2 separate regions of the Homo sapiens genome follow, and region 1 is linked to region 2. A link is a loop called in an ENCODE intact Hi-C map of the cell type or tissue named here. Cell type or tissue: gastrocnemius medialis. All regions are shown on one strand. Links, peaks and the distances in the headings refer to the core of each region. The heading gives the core; the rest is flanking DNA.

The links. A loop is a pair of places that touch in the nucleus more often than their neighbours do. Peaks named below come from ENCODE experiments on the same cell type or tissue, not always from the same donor. Only the 100,000 strongest peaks of a DNase experiment are listed, where the experiment ranks them.
Region 1: it touches region 2 in a loop (2.2-fold over the local background); 11 of 110 quality-filtered maps call a loop at or near these places.

What each region holds. Positions count from the first base shown.
Region 1 is chr1:212,923,626-212,926,534 of GRCh38, forward strand. No RefSeq gene overlaps it. Among named protein-coding and RNA genes, the nearest start is that of VASH2, 25 kb to the right of the region's middle. In gastrocnemius medialis, for the core only: no CTCF peak of the experiment used is centred there; a DNase peak (open chromatin) is centred at 1,249; H3K27ac peaks cover 695 bases.
Region 2 is chr1:212,981,110-212,984,018 of GRCh38, forward strand. The region is part of intron 7 of VASH2 (vasohibin 2); the gene reads left to right. Among named protein-coding and RNA genes, the nearest start is that of VASH2, 32 kb to the left of the region's middle. RefSeq lists enhancers at 403-622, 733-882. In gastrocnemius medialis, for the core only: no CTCF peak of the experiment used is centred there; DNase peaks (open chromatin) are centred at 1,072 and 1,492; H3K27ac peaks cover 376 bases.

The DNA of each region.
Region 1 (2,909 bases), core at 146-2,645, 58 kb before region 2:
CAGCTATGTGGGAGGCTGAGGCAGGAGAATTGCTTGAATCCAGGAGGCAGAGGTTGCAGTGAGCTGAGATCACACCACTTTATTCCAGTCTGGGCGACATGAGTGAAACTCCGTCTCAAAAAAAGAAAAAAAAAAACTTAATGAATGTCAGGGCTGATGGAGACCTTTAGATACCATCTAGCTCTGCAAGTCTCAGACTTGATCATGTACAGTATTCCAGCTGTGGACCCCACTCCTAAAGATTCTGATAGAAACTGTCTAGGTTGCAGCCTAAGCATGGGGATTTTTAGCAGCTCCCAGGTGATGCTAATGTGCGGCCAAGCTTTAGAAGAAGGGATGTCTTTCAGTCCCCTCCTTTTATGGACCCAACTTCAGAGAGGGGAGGGGCATGCCCAGGATTCTCCATGGGTTATTGACAGGGCTGACCCCAAATCCAGTGAGTGCTGCTCTCTACCCAAAAGGCATCTCCATTATCTGTTCAGAAAATGCATTTTAGGGTCTCCTGGCTCTTTCAGTAGAAAGTTCTTCCTTAAGTCACATCCTTCAAGCTTTTCCTTGATCTGCCCAGAGTAGATTTAGTTTGAATCCAGCAGAAAGTGCAGCTTCACTGAGGTCCTCCCCTCTGCTCAGTTCTGTCCTCCCTTTAAAATCCTGTGCATAGCTGGGGGCGGTGGCTCAAGCCTGTAATCCCAGCACTTTGGGAGGCCAAGGTGGGTGGATCATGAGGTCAAGAGACCGAGACCATCCTGGCCAACATGGTGAAACCCCGTCTCTACTAAAAATACAAAAATTAGCTGGGCGTGGTGGCACGTGTCTGTAGTCCCAGCTACTCGGGAGGCTGAGGCAGGAGAATCGCTTGAACCCAGGAGGCAGAGGTTGCAGTGAGTCAAGATCGTGCAACTGCACTCCAGCTTGGTGAGAGAGCGAGACTCCATCTGAAAAATAAAATAAAATCCTGTGCATTGATGTATTCCGTTTCTTGGAGAAGTCTCCGATGATGCACCTCCTTGGATGCCTCCCTCTGCTCTACCTCTTTGTCCCTTGCCACTTTGTTTCTGGCCTTCCTTCCTCCACCTGGCCTCTAGCCCGTTCATTCTTCTTTGGGCTAGTCCTCCCCAGATCATCACTGCCCCACTGAGCTGCTCCCCAGCAAGACCTGGAAATAAGTGAATTTTTGACTCCTCATTTTTCACTCCTTCATCCTTGTGACTTCCCTCCAGCTCTGCAAAGGGAGGGCTGGCCCCAGAGGATCCGGCTCTGTCTCCCTCACAGCTGGCAAACAGCTAACTTGAGTCATGGCCTTGGAACACAAATAATCTGTTCTCATTTATTTAAAAAATAAAACAAACCATCAGCAGCCAAAACAACACACTGATAAAGGCTTTGGTGAAAGATGATCCAGAGTAGATAAACTGTTCCTTAATCAGCAGTGTGGTAAATAAAACCCCTCTTGGGGAGCCTTGCTGAGGGTATTTTGGGCAGCCTGGAGAGTTTTTAACCCTCATTAGCCCCAACTAAAAATGGAGCCACTGGAATTTCTGCACGCAGCTGTTAAGCAGTGAGTAGGACTTTGAGTGTGTTATTACAAACACTCTTACTGATTATGCCTCCCAATCCCTCAGGAGCAGAGGAGGAGGCTGTTTTGTGCCTATCTTCCAGGGCTGAGATCACTGCTGCTCTCACGGTTTCCTGACAATTTCTTCACCTCCCAGCCATTCCCTTGGGCTGAGTAGAACATCCCCTGCTGCCTTTTAGAACTTTGCCAATCATGGCTGGGCATGGTGGCTCACGGCTGTACTCCCAGCACTTTGGGAGGCCGAGGCAGGCGGATCACCTGAGGTCAGGGGTTCAAGACCAGTCTGGCCAACATGGTGAAACCCCATGTCTATTAAAAATGCAAAAATCAGCTGGGCGTGGTGGGGGGCACCTGTAATCTCAGCTACTTGGAAGGCTGAGGCAGGAGAATCACCTGAACCTGGGAGGCGGAGGCTGCAGAGAGCCGAGATCACACCAGTGCACTCCAGCCTGGGCAGCAGAGTGAGCCTCCATGAAAGAAAGAAAGAAAGGAAATGAAAGAAAGAAAGAAAGAAAGGAAATGAAAGAAAGAAAGAAAGAAAGAAAGAAAGAAAGAAAGAAAGAAAGAGAAAGAAAGGAAGGGAGAAAGAGAGAGACAGAAAGAAAGAGAAAGAAAGAAAGAGAAAGAAAGAGAGAAAGAGAGAGAAAGAGAAAGAAAGAGAAAGAAAAGGAAGGAAGGAAGGAGGAAGGAAAGAAGGAAGGAAGGAGGAAGGAAGGAAGGAAGGAAGGACGATACTGAAAGCAGAGAATGATGGCTGAGGGAAGAGGCAGGAAGAGAAAGGTGTATAGAAAAATAATCTAGCCCAGAAAGGACAAAGTGGCCACTGCACACTGAGATGTCCCATAGATGTGTCTTCATTGGCTTGTACACTGTTTTGTGATGGAATTTCTTGCTAACAGTTGAAAAACCTAAATACTTCCTAAAAAGATCCAGATGTCTTGAAAAAGTGTAGCTCTGAGAACATGAGGCACTTGGCCAGCGATTGGTTGACGCTGACTAGAGGCTGCATCTCTTTTTTTTTTTTTTTTTTTTTTTTTTTTTTGAGACAGGGTCTCACTCTGTCACCCAGGCTGGAGTGCAGTGGCATGATCTCGGCTCACTACAACCTCCACTTCCCAGGCTCAAGTGATTCTCGTGTCTCAGCCTCCTGAGTAGCTGGGACTACAGGTGTGCGCCACCATGCCCAGCCTAATTTTTTATATTTTTAGTAGAGACAGGATTTCACTGTTGGCCAGGCTGGTCTCTAACTCCTGGCCTCAAGTTGACCTGCCCACCTCAGCCTCCTAAAGTGCTGGGATTACAGACGTGTGCCACGGCGCCTGGCTGGAGGCTG
Region 2 (2,909 bases), core at 286-2,785:
GGAGAAGTGACATCAGAGCCTGGAAACTGTGCCCTGGAATCTCCAACAGTTGGCCTATGGCCAGAGTCTCCTGCCTGGGGAGGGCTCAAAGGGATGGGCACCGGCTGAAAAATCTCTTCTGGGCCGAATCCGTCTTGGCTGAGGCCTCTGTTTACATAGCAACATCAGCTGTCTGCCCTGGCAGCTGCCAGCACCGGTGCTTTCCATCAGGGGAAGCAAGGAATGTGAGGGAGGAGCGGACTGGCCTGGAATGAAGGTGACAGGTGTGAATGAAGCTTCCCTTTCCCTGTGTCCGTCCAGCTGAGGCCATGCTCTGCCTCTGCGGCCTACCCAGACCGGCCGTGAATCCTAAATCGGGGCCTGGTCTGACCTGATTCTGGCCAGACTCCACAAGAAGGGTGGCCCTGGGGTCTTTGCTTAAACTTGTAAATGCTGGGCCAAGAGCACCCCTGGTTTAATCTCTTCCACATTCTTAACATCCGGGATTAAGAGTCTAACGTTTACAGTGGCACTTTTCCCACACTTCCCTTCCTGGACTCCCGAGCCTGCAGGCTGTACCGCCAGTCTGGCCTTTGTGTTTCTGTGTGAGGGTGAGCACCTGCCGGCACACGTACCCAGACATGGCCCTCAGTCAGAGGTGCGGAAGAGAGACTGGGTGGTTGAGGGAACCCTGTGAACTTCCTCTCCTCGTCCTGTTTCTTTTCTTAAACCTCATCTCTCCCAGATACACCCCTATGCATGTTCAGCCTTGGGATGTGGTCATGTCTCCACTCCATCACTTTCTGGTTCTGAGGCTTCTTGTGGCTGCACAGATGGCACCATCTGGTCAGGCCGAGCTCCTCCTCTGCACTGAGGCTGCCTCAGAGTGTGAAGGACTTGGTGTGCAGCTGTCAAAGTTGAGATAGCAGTGGCAGAGAGTAGTAGGATTTTTGACAGAATAACTTCTCTGTGGAACCACCACCCTGTTCTCCCTAGCCTACCTCCTGCTTTGAGCACCCTCCGTCCAGCTGGCTCCGGGAATGCAGACCTGTCATTGGGGTTAAGTGTAGCCTTGGGGCCAGGCCATCAAGCTTTCACCCTAGTTCACTCTGAGTCCATTTACGTCACAACAGGTGAGGCTGGGACTGTCTGTGCATGTGGATATCCTTTCTCCTGCAAAGTGAGTCAAAGTAAAGTTTTCTACTCTTTTTCCCCTAAAACAAAATGTTGCCGGAGAACCTTGAAAAAAGAAAATTCTTTCATTTCTTTGCCTTGTTTGGAGGAGGATGGCAGGGAGGTGGGGTTGGAGAAATATATTAGTCTAAAATAATAACCCTGGATCCGATGAGAGGTTCTGGGCAAGTGCAGACCCGGCTGAATCATCATCCTAGTGCTCGTGTTTCTTAAAAATAAACCCCCTTGCAATATTCTAATTAGAGCTGGGGGAGCACTTGGAAGAGTCCTCTCTATACACAATAGCTCACCCAGCTCTGGCCCTGAGATGAGCTGGCAAGGACTGAATGACATTTCTGGCTGGGCCCCACAGGCAGGTGGCATGCTGTGATAACCTACTTCTGCCCTATGCCAGCCAAGGAGATTGCAGCCACGGTTGCTGTAAAAGAAAAGGATTTCATCTTCTGGGCAGTTCACCAGGAATCTCAGTTTAGCTCATTTTCTGTCAGTATTAGCCCTTTTCTTCTCCTGGGTTCTGGGTACTTAGTGGAAGGTGGCAGGGGTGGGGATACAGAAGAAGAAGATGACCTAGTCCCTTTCCTTTGGAAGCACTCAAGCTGTTGATGCATTCAGCTTAATGAGTAGGCAGGTTCCCCACATGGCTTTCAGGGGTAAAGCAAACCCACTCCAATACGGAAAATAAATGTTCTTCCTGCTTGTTAATTCTGAAAATGTTGTCATGGTAACTTGAATTCCTGGCTTAGGACTTTGTCTCTAAAATAAAATATCCCATGATAAAGGTAACAGATGATTCACTATCATCCATTTACATGTTAGTGAGAATTTGATTGATAAGTACGTATTCCACAGTGGGATTCATAGATGAATTTCCCTGGTCCCTCCTTTCAAATTGTTCACAGTCTCTGAGGCAGGTGTAATGATTATGAATTGGCAGGATTCTGGAACAGATGTTGTCTTAGTCCATTTTGTGTCGCTGTAACAGAATACCTGAGACTGAGTCCTTTATAATGAACAGGAAATGTATTGGCCCATGGTTCTGGATGCTGAGAAACCCAAGATCAAGTGGCTGACATCTGGTGAGAGCCTTCTTGTTGCACTGTCCCATGACAGAGGGCAAAGAGAGGGAGAGAGGAAAGAAAGAGAGCAAGCACAAGTGTGCAAAGGGGCCAAAGTCATCCTTTTATAAGAACCCACTTTTGAGAAAATACTAATCTATTCATGAGGGTGATGCCCCCGGATCCACACACCTCCCACTAAGCCCTGCCTCCCAACCCCACTGCACCGAGGATCGAGTTTCCAAACCCATGAACTTTTGGGGACACATTTAAGCCATAGCAAATGTACCAAAGAAAATGCCAGAGCATACAGAGCAAGTAGTGGATTGTGATGGTAGGGAGTCAGAAAATACTTCCTGAGGTTAGTGACATTTGGGATTGCCTTCTAAGGATGTGGAGATGTTGGGGAGAGCATTCTAGACAGGAGACAGCATAAGCCAAGGTGCAGAGGCAGGAGTGGCCATGGTGTCCTTCTCAGATGCTTGGAAAGATGCTTTGAGGTGGCAGAGGAAGGGTGAAGTTTGCATTGTGGTTCAGGGTGTGGGCTCTAGATTCTGGGGACCAACTCTGGCTCCAACACTTGCTAACTGCATGACTTTGCTTTGAGCAAATTCCCTACCTTTCAGTACCTCCATTATCTCCTCTATAAAATGGACAGTACCAGTATCAACCCCGTGGGTT